Regions from separate parts of the Homo sapiens genome. Here region 2 is linked to region 1. Evidence: read pairs that join two places in POLR2A ChIA-PET (ENCODE). Cell type or tissue: Panc1. All regions are shown on one strand. Links, peaks and the distances in the headings refer to the core of each region. The heading gives the core; the rest is flanking DNA.

Region 1 (4,401 bases), core at 152-4,151:
TCTATACTGAGGTCTCTTTTCCTCTATTGCAATAGCTCCTGAGTAAAATCTGTTTCATCACTTGCTATGGTCTGAATGTTTGTGTCTTCTCAAAATTCTTATGTTCAAATCCTAATCCCCAATGTGACAGTGTTGGGAGGTAGAGCCTTTGGCAGATGATTAGCGCAAGAAGGCGCCTTCACGAATGGGATTTGTGCACATATAAAAGAGGCGCTGAAGAGCTCGCTCACTTTTTCTGCCATGTGGGGACAGAGCAAAAAGATGGTTGTTCACAAACCAGTGAGGACCCAACCAGACACTGAATTTGCCGACGCCACAATCACAAACTTTCAGCCTCCAGAACTCTAAGAAATACATTTCCATTGTTTATACACTACCCAGTTTATGGTATTTTGTTATAGCAGCCTGAACAAAGACGCTACTTGAACTACTGTCACTTTCTAGTTCTCTTTAACATAAGGAACTAGGCTTTGTAAAAGTCATTAGCCTTAGGCCATGTGTGGTGGCTCATGCCTGTAATGTCGGCACTTTGGGAGGCTGAGGTGGGAAGATAACTTGAGGCCAGGAGTTTGAGGCCAGCCTGGGCAACATTGCAAGACCATGTCTCCACAGAAAATATTGAGCCTGTCATGGTGGCACCACCTATAGTCCCACTACTTGGGAGGCTGAGGCAGGAGGATCACTTGAGCCCAGGAATATGAGACTGTAGTGAGCTATGATTGTGCCACTGCACTCTAGCCCGGGTGACAGAGGAAGACCCTCTCTAAATAAATAAATAAATAAATAAATAAATAAAAGTAAGTCATTAACCTTGAACATATGTTCTTGTTCTAATTAAAACCTTATTTATATCTAGAACCTAAAAATCTTTCTGAGTGGGACTTTACACATGACTTGAGATAAATAAACAAAAATCTGATTTGAAAATGTGTTATAAAGTTTGTTAAAGAGTGACTAAATTAAAAGCAACTGAAAAGTTTGGCAAACTTAGTGACTCTTATATAATTAGTTCCATGTATGATCTTCGAATAAATTACTCATCCAGATTCTCATTCACAAGCTGGCAATAATTTTACTAAGCACATCTGGAAATTTTGTGAACGGAAATAAAAACACTGTGAAATAAATTTATCATCAGTCTTTTTCTATCATCCATGTGGTCCCACACAAAATTAGTATTTTCACATATATTTTTTAAAAACCAAATACGATGACATCATTAAATCCTTCATTTATTCAGCAATGTTTCACTAAACACCCACTGAGTACCAGCCCACTTTCAGGTGCTGAAGATACAGTGGTGAATGAAGAAACCTCTGTCCTTTAGGATTTTGAAGTCTCCCATGAGAGAAAGACTTTACCAAACAATCATGTGAACAATTACATGATTACAGTCATAATAAGGCCCATGAAAGAAAAGTAATAACAGCTGCCATTTATTAAGGATTTACTCTCAGCCCGCCTCTGTGCTAAGGGTATTCTATAATCATTTAATCCCCTGAGAAACCCTTGGAGGTAAGATCTATTATGTCTGTTGACAAATACTCTCTCCACCTAACTCTAGTCAGGCTTCTCTTAGCCCTCTAGCCCTCAACAATCAGTGGACATCCTTGGTTTCTGTCAGTCTGCATCACTCAGTTGTAGCAAGAATCCTGTTAAGTCAGTTTACAAACGACATTCATCCTGAATATCTGGTCAAATTCCTTATCCCCACCATCCCCCAGGTGATGTCTGATCAGCCTGGCCCGCCTTCAGCAAGAATCCTGTCAAGTTGGTTTAGCCAGAATCCCCCTTACGTCTGATGTTTCCTCTCAGTACTTTTCCAACCACTGACCCCACCCTGCTTTTTGGCTATAAATGACCACTTGTCCATGCTGTATTTAGAATTGAGCCTGGTTCTATACTGAGGTCTCTTTCCACTATTGCAATAGTTCCTGAATAAAATCTGCACTCACAGCATTAACTCCTGCCCAGCTCCGGTTTTATTTAACTGTGACTGGCTTCCTTTTTTTTTTTTTTTTTTTGGCTTGCCCTGTGCCACTGCCATCTTTACCTTATGGGAAACTCATTCCCTAGAGTTTAAGTGGACCGCTCCATGCCTAATTCCACAGACATGCGTGGACACAGGACCCAGCCTGGTCAGCCAGAGAACCGCATTTCCCTGACGACATTTATTATTCAAGTCAGCCAGTTAGAACCTTCCCTGCGGGAAAATTTCCCTCTCTCCTCTGGCATCACAAACAGAGAGAGTCAAAAGCAGAAATGGCTTCTGGTCTCTGAATGCAGGTGTGGGTTTGAATCCCAGTTCTGACAGAAATGACTAAAGACAAGTGCAACGCTTCAAAAGGCAAGAAAAGAGTGGGCTGGACCTCAAGCTCCCAACACAGCAAAGAATCCCACCTCCAAGCCTGCTCTTTAGGGACCACTTAGACCTGATTAATAGGATGTCAGGGGAACCACAAGGAGAGGAAGATGAGAAGGCCCTGGGTCTGCAGGAATCACATTAGCAGATTCATGTGTAAACCTAGAGAAGTAAAACAAACCCCATTTTCTTTTTTTTTTTTGAGATGGAGTTTCGCTCTTGTTGCCCAGGCTGGAGTGTGATGGCGCGATCTCAGCTCACTGCAACCTCCACCTCCCAGGTTCAAGTGATTCTCCTGCCTCAGCCTCCAGAAAGTAGCTGGGATTACAGGCGCCCGCCACCACGCCTAGCTAATTTTTGTATTTTTAGTAGAGATGGGGTTTCACCATGTTGGCCAGGCTGGTCTCAAACTTCTGACCTCGTGATCCACCCGCCTCGGCCTCCCAAAGTGCTGGGATTATAGCCATGAGCCACCATGCCCGGCTCAAACCCCATTTTCAATAATAGTTAAGTGTTGAATGTTTCTGCCAAGCCAGTAAGATAAAAGCTCTGGGCTGTATTTCACCTGATTTAAAGCAAATAAAGAAAAAGGGCCGGGCATGGTGGCTCACGCCTATAATCCTAGCACTTTGGGAAGTCGAGAGGGGCAAATCATTTGAGGTCAGGAGTTTGGAACCAGCCTGGCCAACATGGTGAAACCCCGTCTCTACTAAAATACAAAAATTAGCCGGGCATGGTGGCACATGCCTGTAATCCCAGCTACTTGGGAGTCAGAGGCAAAAAAATCACTTGAACCTGGGAGGTAGAGGTTGCAGTGAGCTGAGATTGCACCACTGCACTCCAGCACTCCAGCCTGGGTGACAGAGCAAGACTCTTTCTTAAAAAAAAAAAAAAAAAAAAAAAAAAAAAGAAAAAAAAAGAAATAGGACTTTCCCCACTCACGTGTATGTGGTTGCCAATTCGTAACTTCTTTAGCGGCAGAATGGTATTTGAGTACTAGGAGCAGTAGAGAAGGGGTTTGAATTTGGGTTTGACTTCAGAATCCTCATATAAATTTTTTTTTTAATTTCAAACATGCTGAAAAAACACAGACTAATAGAATGCGCAGCCACGTACCCACCACTGAAATTTAACAAATGTTCACATTTCACTTTGTTTTCTTTTGGGTTATTTCTTGAAGGAAGAATACGTCCTTCCCTTTTTAAGGAAAAATCCCCTTTGTATGCCTCTCTGATGATTCTCCTGTCTCTGTCCCAAGGATAACACCTACCTTAAAGTGTGTATCTTTCCAATTCATGTTTATATACTTTTGCTTTTTTTAGACAGAGTGTTACTCTGTCACCCAGGCTGGAGTGCAGTGGTGCTATCTGGGCTCTCTGCAACCTCTGCCTCCCAGGTTCAAGAGACTCTCCTGCCTCAGCCTTTCTAGTGAATGGAATTACAGGTGCCCGCCACCACACCCAGCTAATTTTGTATTTTTAGTAGAGACAGAGTTTCACCATGTTAGCCAGGCTGGTCTCGAATTCCCCACTCCAGGTGATCCACCTGCCTCAGCCTCCCAAAGTGCTGGGATTACAGGCCTGAGCCACCACACTCAGCCTTGTACTTTTTCTATATATGCATGTACCCATAACATTGTATATTATTAGTTTGAATGCTTCAAACCTTACATATATGGTTTGGTTTTGTATGTATCCTTCTAGAACTAGTTTTTTGTTTCACTAAATAATGTCTTTAATATATATACATGTTGATACATATAATCTAGTTTACTCATGTTTTTGTTGAAATGGAAGTCATTTGGTTTATCCCATTATCCAGCTGTAGACATTTGCATTGTCGTCACTGTGTTGTTTTGAGGTTTTCACTACCACAAACAGTGCTTCATTGAACAGTTCTTGTTTTCTTTATTATCTTTTTTAAAACAGGGTCTCTCTCTTTTGACCAGGCTGGAGTGCAGTGGCATTACCATAGCTTACCACAGTCTCCAATTCCTCTAATTCCTGGGCTAAAGTAATAATCCTGCCTGAACCTCCCAA
Region 2 (4,401 bases), core at 94-4,093, 59 kb before region 1:
ACTGTGCCCAGCCCTGCTTAATAAGTATTCTGATTGAATAAATGAACGAACTTCCAGGTGATGCTTAAGATCATTTCTGTTGGGAAGTGAGTTATTAAGTCATGAATCAGAAGAGACTTAATCTTTTTAAAAGAGATTTTATGAAATTGGAAAATAAGTTGAATTGTTTTAATACGTGTTTTCTCTAAATCCTAGCACTAAGGGTAAATCTCCTTCACAAACCAGTAATCTTGGAAGTTCTGAAATTCTCAAGCCGGGGCCCATGCTATTTGCTCTCACTCCCTAATCTCATTCACATTTTTTGTTTCAGTTAAAAACAAACACAAGCAACTTACACATTTATTTATATCTCCATTTCTTTCTTTTGAGATCCAGACCAGGGTACTCAACTGCCTGCTCAGCATCTTCAGCCTGAAATCTCAGAGGCATCTCAGACTCAACACACAAAAATCTAAACACATGGTCTTCTCTCCCAAACATCATATTCCTTCAGTGTTTCCTATTTCGGTGAACAGCTGTGCTGGCTCCCTGTTTCTGCAAGCTAGATACTGGAGGAACCCTCATGCTTCTCCTTCCTTACTCCTATATAGAAAATATCTCCAAAGCCAACACAGGTTGAACATCCCTAATCCAAAAATCAGAAGCCAAAATGCTCCAAAACCTGAAACGTTTCGAGTGCCAACATGACACTCAAAGGTTTTTGCTCCAAGGAAATGCTCATTGGACCATGTGGGATTTGGGAATTTTAGATTTGGGTTGCAAATATTCCAAAATCTGAAAAAATCTGAAATTTGAAACACTTCTGGTGCCAAACATTTGGGGACTATTTCAGGGATCATCTATCCTTCTAAATTGTTGATTTATGTAAATACACATGTATGTCCCCTCAAATCGATTTTCCGCAGGCAGCCAGAGCAATCTTTTCAAAATGTAAATCTGGTAACATCACCCCTCCCCACTTCACTGCTTGATATACTCTGTGGCTTCCAATTACTTTTAGTGTAAAGAAAACACTAAACATGATGTTCAGGGTGTGGAACAAATCCTCTCTCCACCTCATCTCACGCCACGCTCCCATTCACTCTCAGTGCTCCACCCACTCTGGCCAGATTTACAGCTCTGATGTTTTTTTGTGTTCCTTTAAGCCACGGGGCTTTTGAATATAGTTTTATTTCTGCTTGAAATGTTTTATTCTCCCTTATTTGACTCATAAACTCCTCTCTACCCTTTATATTTTCATAGGCTCAAGCATAACCTCTTTAGAAAGGCCTTCTTTGACTAAGTTCAAAAACCTCTGTTATACACTCCTGAAGCACAATATTCTTCACCTTTGTGACATATTATAATTCCAATTTTACATGTATTTGATTAGTATCCATCATCTCTTCTGGAATGCAGATTCTGTGAGAGGAAGTTTTCTGTTTTTGTTTGCTACTTTATACCTAGAGTGTAGCCAAATTCTTAACTCATAGGAGACAATAATAAGTATATTTAGTGCATGAATGAATAAACTGAATGCTATTGTCCTATAAGAGCACATGGCTACCATATTAGTCTGTTTCCACACAGCTGATAAAGACATACCTGAGACTGGGCAATTTACAAAAGAAGGAGGTTTATTGGACTTACAGTTCCACGTGGCTGGGGAGGCCTCACAATCACAGTGGAAGGTAGAAGTCACATTTCACATGCCAGCAGAAAAGAGAAGAGAGCTTGTGCAGGGAAACTCCCATCTATAAAACCATCAGATCTTATGAGACTTATTCGCTATCATGAGAACAGCACAGGGAAGACCTACCCCCATGATTCAGTTACCTCCCACTGGGTCCGTCCCACAACACATGGGAATTATGGGAGCTACAGGATGGGATTTGGGTGGTGACACAGAGCCAAACTACATCAGCTACCAATGGGTTGCATTCTAATAAGAGAGTTATTTTAAGGGGTATTTTCCCTAAAAAAAAATCAATGATTTTTTCACACCACTTGGAAGAAGAGAGAGTATGGAAATAGTGTGAGCAAGCTGCTAGACTGAGGATGACCTTTCTTCTGGCTTAAAGCTGGCCATCTTCTCTCTGTGTCCTCAGGCGGCAGACAGAGAGAGAAAACTCACTGGTGTCAATTTTTTCTTTTTTTTTTTGAGACAGAGTCTTACCCTGTCACCTAGACTTGAGTGAAGTGGCACAACCATGGCTCACTGCAGCCTCACATTCCTGGGCTCAAGTAATTCTCCTACCTTAGCCTCATGAGTAGCTAAGGCTACAGGCATACACCACTATACCCAGCTAATCCGTTAACTTTTCATAGAGACAGGGTCTTCCTCTGTTGCCCAGGCTAGTCTCAAACTCCTGGCCTCAAACGATCATCCCCCTCAGCCTCCCAAAGCTCCAAGGTTACAAGCATGAGCCACCATGCCTGGTCTGTCTTCTTATAAAACCACCGATCCTATAGGATTAGAGCCCACCCTTGTGACCTCACTTAACCTTACTTACCTCCTAAAAACCCTGTCTCCAAATACAGTAACATTGAGGGTTAGGGCTTCAAAATATGAATTTTGGGAGGACACAAACATTCAGTCCATAGCAAAATGTAAATGTATTAATTGAAAAGAGAGAGGGCAGGGTGCAGTGGCTCACGCCTGTAATCCCAACACTTTGGGAGGCTGAGGCAGGCTCATCACTTGAGGTCAGGAGTTCAAGACCAGTCTGGCCAACATGGTGAAACCCTGCCTCTACTAAAAATACAAAAATTAGCCAGGTGTGGTGGCGCATGCCTGTCATCCCAGCTACTTGGGAGGCTGAGGCAGGAGAATCACTTGAACCTGGGAGGTGGAGGTTGCAGTGAGCAGACATCGCACCACTGCACTCCAGCCTGGGCAACAGAGTGAGACTCCATCTCAAAAATAAAATAAAATAAAAAGAGAAAAAGAACATGAATAGATATTTCTCCAAAGAAGATGTACAAATGACAAATAAGCACATGAAAAGATGCTCAGTGTTCAAATCATTAGGGAAATGGAAATCAAAACCACAATGAGATACCACCTCACACCCATTAGGATGTCTACCATCAGAAAAAACGAAAACAAAAAGTAACAAGTGTTCTCCAAGATGTGGAGAAAGTGCAACTTTTGTGCACTGTTGGTAGGAACGTAAAACAGTGCAGCCATATGGAAAACAATACGATTATTCCTCAAAAAATTAAACCTAGAATTATCATGTGATCCAGTAATTCCACTTCTGAGTATACACCCAAAAGAATCAAAGGCAGAGACTTGAACAGATATTTGTACACCATTGTTCATGGCAGTATTATTCACAGTAGCCAACATGTGGAAGCAGCTCAGGTTTCTATTGACAGATGAATGAATAAACAAGATGTGGTATATACAATTAATGGAATGTTACTTAGCCTTAAAAAGGAACTAAATTCTGACACATGCTACTACAAGAATGAGCCTTGAGGACATTATGCTAAGTAAAATAGGCCAGTCACAATTTTGGTTGGAATCAGACAAATACTGTACGATCGCAGTTATACAAGGTACTTAGAATAGTCAAATTCATAGAGACAGAAAGTAGAATGGTGGTTACCAGGAACTGGAGAAAGGAGGAATGGGAAATTCCTTTTTAATGGGTACAGAGTTTCAGTTTTCCAAGATGAAAAGAGCTCTGGAGATGGATGGTGGTGATGGTTACATAACGATGTGAATGTGCGTGATGCCATTGAACAGTATGCTTAAAAATGGTTAAGATGTGCCAGGCACAGTGGCTCACACCTGTAATCCCAGCACTTTGGGAGGCCAAGGCGGGTGGATCACCTGAGGTTGGGAGTTCGAGACTAGCCTGACCAACATGGTGAAACCCCATCTCTACTAAAAATACAAAATTAGCCGGGCGTGGTGATGCATGCCCGTAATCCCAGTTACTTGGGAGGCTGAGGCGGGAGAATCACTTGAACCCGGGAGGCGCAGGTTGCTGTGAGCCGAGATCACGCCATTGCCCTCCAGCCTAGGCAACAAGAGCAAAACTCTGTCTAAAAAAAAAAAAAGAAAAGAAAGAAAAAGTTAAGATGGTAAATTTTATGTTATGTATATTTTATCACAATTTTTTAATAAGAGAAAAATTTCAAAAGTGTAAAGAAATGCCTAATGGTAGAGGAGTCCTATAGTGTCTCATCGCAGTTTCATGATTTTGCCCAAAGGTGACCTTTTCCAGTTAACTAATAGGAAACCAAACACTTTGACGATGTCACAGGAATGAGGCACGAGGGACTCATCGGTGCTGAGGACTTTCTGAGTCAGGTCAAGAGCCTTGACAGGGAGGTTGGAATCACAGACTATAAGGCTTCAAAATGAATTTGGAGATTGTGTTCATGGATCTGCTTGCTTTTCTGTTTTTG

Evidence for each region. ChIA-PET counts read pairs that join two places held together with the same protein. Peaks named below come from ENCODE experiments on the same cell type or tissue, not always from the same donor. Only the 100,000 strongest peaks of a DNase experiment are listed, where the experiment ranks them.
Region 2: POLR2A ChIA-PET joins it to region 1 with 7 read pairs; 5 of 35 experiments call an interaction of 5 or more read pairs at or near these places.

Annotation. Positions count from the first base shown.
Region 1 is chr18:70,275,148-70,279,548 of GRCh38, forward strand. No RefSeq gene overlaps it. Among named protein-coding and RNA genes, the nearest start is that of SOCS6, 12 kb to the right of the region's middle. RefSeq lists an enhancer at 1,867-2,367. In Panc1, for the core only: no CTCF peak of the experiment used is centred there; no DNase peak of the experiment used is centred there; H3K27ac peaks cover 239 bases.
Region 2 is chr18:70,216,548-70,220,948 of GRCh38, forward strand. No RefSeq gene overlaps it. Among named protein-coding and RNA genes, the nearest start is that of RTTN, 13 kb to the left of the region's middle. In Panc1, for the core only: no CTCF peak of the experiment used is centred there; no DNase peak of the experiment used is centred there.